2 separate regions of the Homo sapiens genome follow, and region 2 is linked to region 1. The links are chromatin contacts, found by Hi-C in ENCODE. All regions are on one chromosome and are shown on one strand. The core of a region is the stretch at or near the end of the contact, and the rest is flanking DNA. Distances in the headings are between cores, read along the strand shown. Region 1 holds the start of NAMA (non-protein coding RNA, associated with MAP kinase pathway and growth arrest). Region 2 has its middle 91 kb from the start of NAMA.

What was found. Hi-C counts contacts between places; a loop is a spot of excess contacts on that map. Pooled maps may share reads with other maps.
Region 2: a map of ovary shows a loop between it and region 1 (5-fold over the local background). The contact joins the enhancer-like site here to the promoter of NAMA in region 1. A Hi-C loop is called at or near these places in 3 of 168 maps with a recorded cell type or tissue (aorta, ovary and right cardiac atrium) and 2 of 50 pooled maps.

The regions. Positions count from the first base shown.
Region 1 is chr9:99,373,505-99,377,423 of GRCh38, forward strand. NAMA (non-protein coding RNA, associated with MAP kinase pathway and growth arrest) reads right to left here and starts at 1,753. Exons shown (of 6, transcript NR_102271.1): 1 at 1,634-1,753; 2 at 502-903.
Region 2 is chr9:99,464,178-99,468,096 of GRCh38, forward strand. No RefSeq gene overlaps it. Among named protein-coding and RNA genes, the nearest start is that of NAMA, 91 kb to the left of the region's middle. Within about 2 kb of position 1,684, at least 3 of the 41 ENCODE cell types and tissues checked have a DNase peak (open chromatin) inside an H3K27ac peak, as active enhancers do.

The DNA.
Region 1 (3,919 bases), core at 503-3,002:
CCCAAGCTCATAAGATTAGAAAGCAGCAGAGCCTGGTCTGGAACCCAAGCTTTCTGATCCCCAAATCCCTGTTCTCTTCTGCTTTGCACTGTCCACTGAGCACTTTCCCAACAGTCTTCACAAGCTTCCTATCATATCCACAATTTTCCCTGTGAAGAGGCAGTGCAAGCTCACCACTCCCATTTTGAAAATGAGAAGCTGAGAGTCAGAAAGGCCAAGTCAATTGCCCAAGGTCATTGGTTAGCAAGTGACAGGGCAGGTATTTCAACCCAATTCTCCTGCCTCCCAACCCAGGTGGGCACCATTTATCACCCTCCATGCTACTTTAGCTCCTGCAAGAAATCTGGGAGTTGCCTGCTCCACCTGCCTGCCACTCCCCACAAATTCAATTTTCCCCCTCTTCCTAGAAGCACAGGCCCTGGGGTCGGGGGGTCCTGGCTGTGCCCAGTATGCAGGGGCCTGGGGTCCAGCCCAGGGATGTGGGGAGAAGCCGCTACTTGCCACAGTTGGAAACCCACTGCTGAGCCTCCTTCCTTTTAGCTTGAAAGTGCTCTAGAGTTTCTGAGCTCACAATGCATCTCTTTGGAAGTCTGCCCTCCCAGGGTTGCCATGGTGACTATTTTGGTACTGCATGCTAGAAAAAGCCGAGGCACCTGCTGGTCACACCACCAAAACTTGTCTCTCTGAAAAATCAGCAGATGGCATTTGTCAGAAATTCCTACTTCTTGATTAATTTGGGAAAAAGAAGAGTGTGTGGCAGTGCTGATATCCTTTAACCTGGACCGGGCGTGTTGGTGTTTCAGGGAGGATGTGAAAAGCTGTGCACAGACCCCATGACCTTCTTCTGAAGTGGTGGGTCATTTAGTTTTCCCAGAGAGGCAAAGAAGTTTGGTGATTTGGAGCCTAGTAAATGAAAACAAGAGAAAGACCATGATGTTGCTTTTGTATTAAGAAGAGTTGAAATTTCAAGGCCAGTTCTGAAGAGGCCTATACCCCACTTCTAGTAACTTCCATGAGTTCTCAAATATGCCTCAGGTTGGGTCCAGCTTTTAATTAGAGGGACGTGTTGAAATCACAAGTTAGATTCAAATCCCAGTTCTGCCACCTATTAATTGTGTGAACTTGGACAGGTCCCTCAGCCCATCTATACCTCAGTTTCCTCATCTGTTAAACAGTGATAATAAAAACATTTACCTCATAAAGTTGTCAAGAGGATTAAATGACATAGCTATTGTTGTTATTGTTATTGACTAGAATTAAATCTAGGCATGGAGAAATTAGCAAGTCCATATGCTCATATAGTTTTACATACAACTTTGCAACTATGCTTCTGAAAGTAAATCAATTAATTTCACTGTCTCAGTCTAAGCAGTGATATTACAGTTGGAGCAACATTAAAAAATACAACAAAAACTTCTGGTGCACATTGTACCATGTGTTTCTACCTTACTCGTTATCTTGTTCTGCTTCCCTTTTCACAGTTTGCAATACTATTTGTTCCCAGTGTTACTTAGCAAACTTTGACTGAACTGGTTCCCTAAGCATGCATTGACTACCACCTCTGAATTTTGGGCCAGGCACTTAAAAGAGTTTTCTGCAGAAGGAATTATGTAGTTTACTGCTTTTCTTTCACCTGTTGGTTCTCTATGAGGAATGAGCCTCAAGTTCCCCACTGGCAATTTTGTTCTATCACAAGTCCTGGTAAGTCCTGGCTGACAAATTCTGGGTACTCTCCTTTCCTGTGGCCATATCAGACATTGCTAATCAATCAGCATTCTTCTTGCTGAATTTTGAAGAACCTGGGAACCTTCCAGAAGTCAGTGCTCAAGGTAGCCACTGCTAATTGATCAGAGGGCAGAAAAGGAAATGTATTTGTCATCCTCATTGTAGGGGAAAAAACCCAGGAATGGATTAATTCTAATCCCAGTTCTGCCTTTAACTAGCTGTATGAACTTGAACGAATCATTTCCTTCTCTGGGGCTCAGTTTCTATATTTGGAACAAGTTGAATAATCTTTAATTCTTTCTAGTTCTCAGTCTCCACACTTTACCATGCTCCCTATTCCCCGCCACATGTACACACATTCTCCCATCAGGTGGGCTCCCAGCACCCAACGCAGGCTCTGATCTGTTCCTTTTCTGGGACTTATCCAAATGATCAGATTTTATCAAACATCCTGGGATGGCCAAGGGCCAAAGAAAACATTTTCAGATGCTTAGAATTACCAAATCACAGCATTTCTGCTATGAAAGTTGCCTTAGAGCACAATGAGCTGAATCCTCCATGTTAAAGACGAGCAAACTAGAAAAAGAGAAGTTCAGTGACTTCCTTGAGGTCACACAGCAAGTCAGCAGGTTGATTTGGCCCCTGTTTGGGGACCCATCCAATCTGAGGCCAGGCATTGTCCTGAATCTTGAGAAAGTTCATAAGGATCCTAGCTAAGAGCAAGCCAGAGAAGATGCTGGCCACCTGGGTGCTCTGAAAGCCTGAAGGGTCCTGGTGGGATGGGGGCTGCACACAGCTGGAAGTGGCTGAGGAACACTTGCTGGGGGTCCAAGCCTGTACAATGTGACTTGAGGAAGTCTTGGCCCCTGTCTGGGCCTCTGGTCTCAGCTGTATAAAGAGGTGGATTGTACAATCACTGGTCCTCAAGCCAGGCTAAGCAGCACAATACTTGGAAAGCTGACGACAACAACAACAAAATGCAGTCTAGATGCCACAGCCCTAAAGATTTCAATTCCATTGGTCTAAGTAGGCTTCCATATCTGTACTTGTATAAAAAGCCTCATTGGTGGTTTGAATCTATAGCCAGGTACAGTGAGTTGAATGGTTACCCTCCTCCGGAAAAAAAAAAAAAAGTACCATGTCCTAATCCCCAGAACCTGTGACTATTACCTTATATGGAAAAAGGATCTTTGCAGATGTGAAGGATCTTGATATGAAGAAGATCATCCCAAATTATCTGGTGGGCTCTAAATCCAGTGCCAATGTCCTTATAAATGTAAGGCAGAATGAGATTTAGCACAGAGAGGGAGGAGAAGGAGGCACTGTGATCAGAGAGGCAGAGATTGGAGCAATTTGGCCACAAATCGAAGAATGTCTACAGCTCCGGAGCTGGAAGAGGCAAAAAATGGATTGTCCCCTACAGCCTCCAGAGGGAGGGCAGCACTGCCAACACCTTGATTCTGGACTTCTTGTCTCCAGAAATGTAAAACAATAAATTTCTGTTGTTTTCAGTCACTCAGTCACGTGCCCTGGGCTTTATGAATCAGATATGCCCAGGGAAGAGTGTAGTTTAGAAGTGGACCAGGAGGAAGGGGGCTGCCCAGAACCCACCTTTTGGCCCAAGCAGCCCTGGAGACCTGCAGCTTTGTGGGTGTCAGAGCCTGAGGTTCTGGTGCTGCTGAGAGCTCAGCATCATTCGTGAAAGCCGTAGAGTCTATGCCAAGGTGGGGTCTTCAAAGGTGTGATCTCACTGCGTGGTTTGGGCACTTTTTCTGGCTGGCTACCTTTAAGCTGGACTCTTTGGCTATCCTGGAGATTCCTTTGAAAGGAAAGGGAATTCTAAATGTAAACGCCACCTCACAGACACTTGTTAAGTGTCTCTTCTCCTCCTCCCTCCTGCCTCTCTCCTCTGCCACGTCTGTCAAACTCCTCAGGGCAGTGCATCATTCTAAGCATTGTGGGACCCGTGAACAGGGATATATTGGATCTAAGTTCCCACAAAATGGCACTGATTGTTTGAAGATGCTTAGAGTCCCTGCTCCTCTGTGGGAAGGGGTGAGACTCTCCAGGATTGCTGAAGGCTGCCAAGGTAGAGTCAGGGAAGGTGCAGATATTCCTTCAGCTCCTCTCCTCTCACCTGCCCTGTTCTAGAGTTTAAATTTCAGTAAGAATAAGTAGGGGAATTTTCACTGGC
Region 2 (3,919 bases), core at 434-2,933, 91 kb after region 1:
CTTAAAGGCACCACTCACCACCTGCTAAGGGATTGAATCAATGAACCACCTGTGGGTCAAACCATGGCACTGGAGTCACTCTGCACAAGGGTAAGACCTACAAATCAAATCACTGGGTACCTAATATATTCATTCTGTTCAGCCACATCCATTCGCTCATTTAAAAATACTTTTTGAGCACTGGCCATATTCAAGTCCTGTGCTAGGCACCGAGGATTCAGAGGTAAATAAGGCATAGTCCCTGCCCTCAGGGAGGGAACATTTCAGTGGGACTGAGACATATGGACTCAGACCACATCAACAGACTGTGTTAGTTACAGCGATAAGGGCCCAAAAAATTATTCTGAAAGACTTCTGTGTATCACACGGAAGACTTCGTGGAAGAAGTGGCTTTCAGTGGCAAAAACTACAACTACTTTTGCACCAACCCAATAATTCCAAAGACGCACAAGTGAACTGGATGAAGATAAAGTGGCATGGGAGTATTCTGGTAGAGGAGGCAACTTGTCCAAAAGTGAGAGTTTCCTAGACTATGCCAAGAACTGCTTGGAATTCAGAGAGCCCAGAGCAAAGGATGGGGGAGAGGTGGGGGTGGAGTAGGGGGGCAGGCGGTGAGAGCTGAAGCTCAAGAGGCAGCCAAGACCATGCTCAGGGCGGTGGACCTCATCCAGAAGATAACAGGAGCCACTGAAATGTTTTAGGCAGAAAGATGGCCAGACTCACCTTTTACAAAGATCACCATGGCGAATGGCTTGGAGGGGGCAAGGCTGGGGGCAGGGAGACCTCACCTCTGAAAACTAATAAACAAATTTCAAAATAAACAAGATTTTCTTTTTCTGCTTCTCATCTGGCTGTTATTTATTCATTAACATTTACTGAGTATCCACTCAGTATCAGGCCCTATAGTAGGCACCAGAGGTAGAAAGAATAGGACATTGGCATTGCTATGGCGTGCCTGACCACCTTGCGCAGCTCTGTGCATGTGATGGGTTTGTTCAAGGGTGCTTGTCACTGGAACTTAAGCACATGGTACTCGCTATGAAAGGCACCACAAAACCTCCCGCTTAAGCTTTGGTTTTGATGAGAAGGCAGCACTCCCATCCCCCTTAATCCAATTAAAAGAGCTCTCCCTAGCTGTGAATGCCAGTCTGGCCACGCAAAAATCTCCTGGCCATAGAGCATGTCCCATTCCTCAGCCTGGCCTGGGCTGGTGGGCCAGTACTCCTCCCCTGAGCTGTTTCCATGGGCTGCTGGCCATACTCTGAAAAATGCACAGGTTGCCAAACTGTCAGCAAAAGCTTTAATGAATGGTTCTAATTACATTCAAGTAGCAGAGCCCACTGCCATTTTAATCAAATCTGGGCCTGGCAAGCTTTTTGGCAGGAATACAAGAGAAAGCCTCATGAAAATCCTGCCAAAACACTAATCACCTTTTATCCGAAATTTGCTTGATGGAGGCCTGGATGTAAAATGCTTAGGGGGAAGGAAAAAAAAAACCACCAACAACATTGTTTGGATATTTTAAGGAGCTTATTTTAGGGCTTGCCATAAATTATTCCATGTGGGGAGGAGAGAAAATTCCAAATCAGGAGTTGCCGGGTGACTTCCCTTCAGGAACACAGTCCTCACAGAGAGGGCGAACCCCTGCGGGCTGAGACCCAGGCACCGTCAGCCAGGTCCTGGCTCACACTCCACACCACCAGAGACATATCCACAAGGCCTGGTCTGAGACCTTCCCCACATCCAGCTTTGGGTTACAAAAGGCATCCAGCCCTGCTCTGTGTCTTCGCGTCATCTCAGACCTATATGCTGACCCTAACTGGAATTCATCCTACCTAAAGTTGGGTGGTAATTAATCTTTTTTTTTTTTTTCCAAAAGATGGCTTTCATAGTAACCACTGTGATTCTCAAAAAGGAAAGGGCTTTCTCTACAAAATCATTCAGAACAAGTGTACAGGCAATACAGGAAACTAAAACCCAGACAACTAGCAACTAGATTCTAGTCAGGGCAGAATAAATACACAGAAAGGAAAGGTTTGATGGCAAACCAGGTTCCTCTCCCCTGGGGCAGAACAAGAGGAGAAGGACTCAAATTGCAGCAAGAGGGAATTCATTTACAGATAAAAAAAAAAACTTCCTGACAATGAGGATAGACAGTGAATAGGGAACAGAGATAAGGGGTAAAATCTCCTTCACTTACTGACTCTAATCTCGGATACACTGTATCCCATCTCCAAAAGCTGGTTGCCCTCAGGTAACAAAACAAAGGTCTCTACCATCTGATTTTATTACCTTAAACACCTCAGCCATACTTCACCCAGTGGTTACCCCAAGCTAGTGGTTGGATTTTTTAACCTTAGATTGTATTTTCCACATATTTTTAATGTGGAAAAATAAAAAATAGTGAGATGTTTTTCCCCATAGTGAGGGCCCATAGTGAGATCTCTAAGAGCCCTGGGATACGAGGGATTCTGGGGTCCTTGAAAGTGTTTGACACATGCATTTCAAAGTTCCATTTTTAAATCCAGTCCCTGCCATTGACCTGAGACCTAGCTATAGGGCCTGAGGCTCAGGTTTTCAGTTTTTGTAACTTATAAACTGAAGATTAAAATACTTGCTCTGCCTATACTATAGAGTACTTCTAAGGATTCAATAAGATGGTGTATATAGAAGTGCCCTGCAAACATAAAGCCACTTTACAAATATTTGCTCTTTTTGAAATTTTAGTACAAATGTAGCTATAGAAGAGTCTGAAGTCTGAAGTTGAGTCTTGAATGCCACTCATTCACTGGCTACATGAACTTGACCTTTGTTTCCTCATGTGTAAAATGTGTATAGCATTGCCTCATAGACTTGTTGAGAGAACTAGGTGAGATAACAAATGTGAAAGCACTATGAAAAATAAAAGAGAAATATGATTACACCAGAACATGCACACTATGGGGCCCAAATTATACTTGTTGGATCCTGGAGATATGCCAGGAATTAAAAATTTATTCAAAGCCTGCAGCTTAATTTAAGGGGAATGAACATCTCAATGGACGTGAGGTTCAACAGAATGAATTCGCATATAAGCAATAGTTTCTCTGACTCCATTCAGGTGATGGAGTACAGCTCAGGCTACCACATCGCTAGAAGACCAGGTTGGGTGTCCAGGCCTCCAGATCATCCCTTCTGGAAGATAAAAGCATATTTAAAACCATAGAATATAATTCCTCCAGGGCTTAGGTAACAAAGGCATTTTGTAAGTAAACTAAAAGGGATTGACTTTTTTTTGTTTTTGTTTTTGTTTGTTTGTTTTTACTCTTTAGCTGTGAAATAATTGAAGGTCATAGAATAAGCCTCCCTTTTCTATGTGAAGAATTTGGACTTAAAAAAAGTCCAAAAGATAGAAGTGTGGGGACCACATAACCAAAGATGAATACAAAAATGTGGTGGGGGCACTCAGAACAGTGTTGACAAATAGGCCAGAGTGCAGAGGGGTATAGCGAGTTCTCCAGTAAGGACCCATAAGGAAGGACAGGAAAGTGGATGGGGGTAGAAACTTGCAAGAACAGAGTTAGGAAAGCTAAGGACTAAAATAAGCTCAGAGATAAAAAACAGAAACAAGAAGAGGAGGGGAAAGAATAGAGAAAGAAGAGGAGGAAGATGGGGCAGAGGACAGGAAGGAGAAGAAGAATAAAAAGAAGAGGGGAAAAAAAATCCAACAAGCTGGACAGCAGCATTCCTGACATGAGATACTTGAACATGAATTTTGTGGAATCTTATTAAGGGCTGTAACAAGGAAAAGAACAACTCTGGTCAAGTAAGTTTCAGAATTGTTGGATTATACAACCAATAAAGTTTCAGAGACTTTAATATGCTAATGTATACTGAATATCTTTAAGAACAAGAAGATAAGTTTGTATATTTCCCAGAT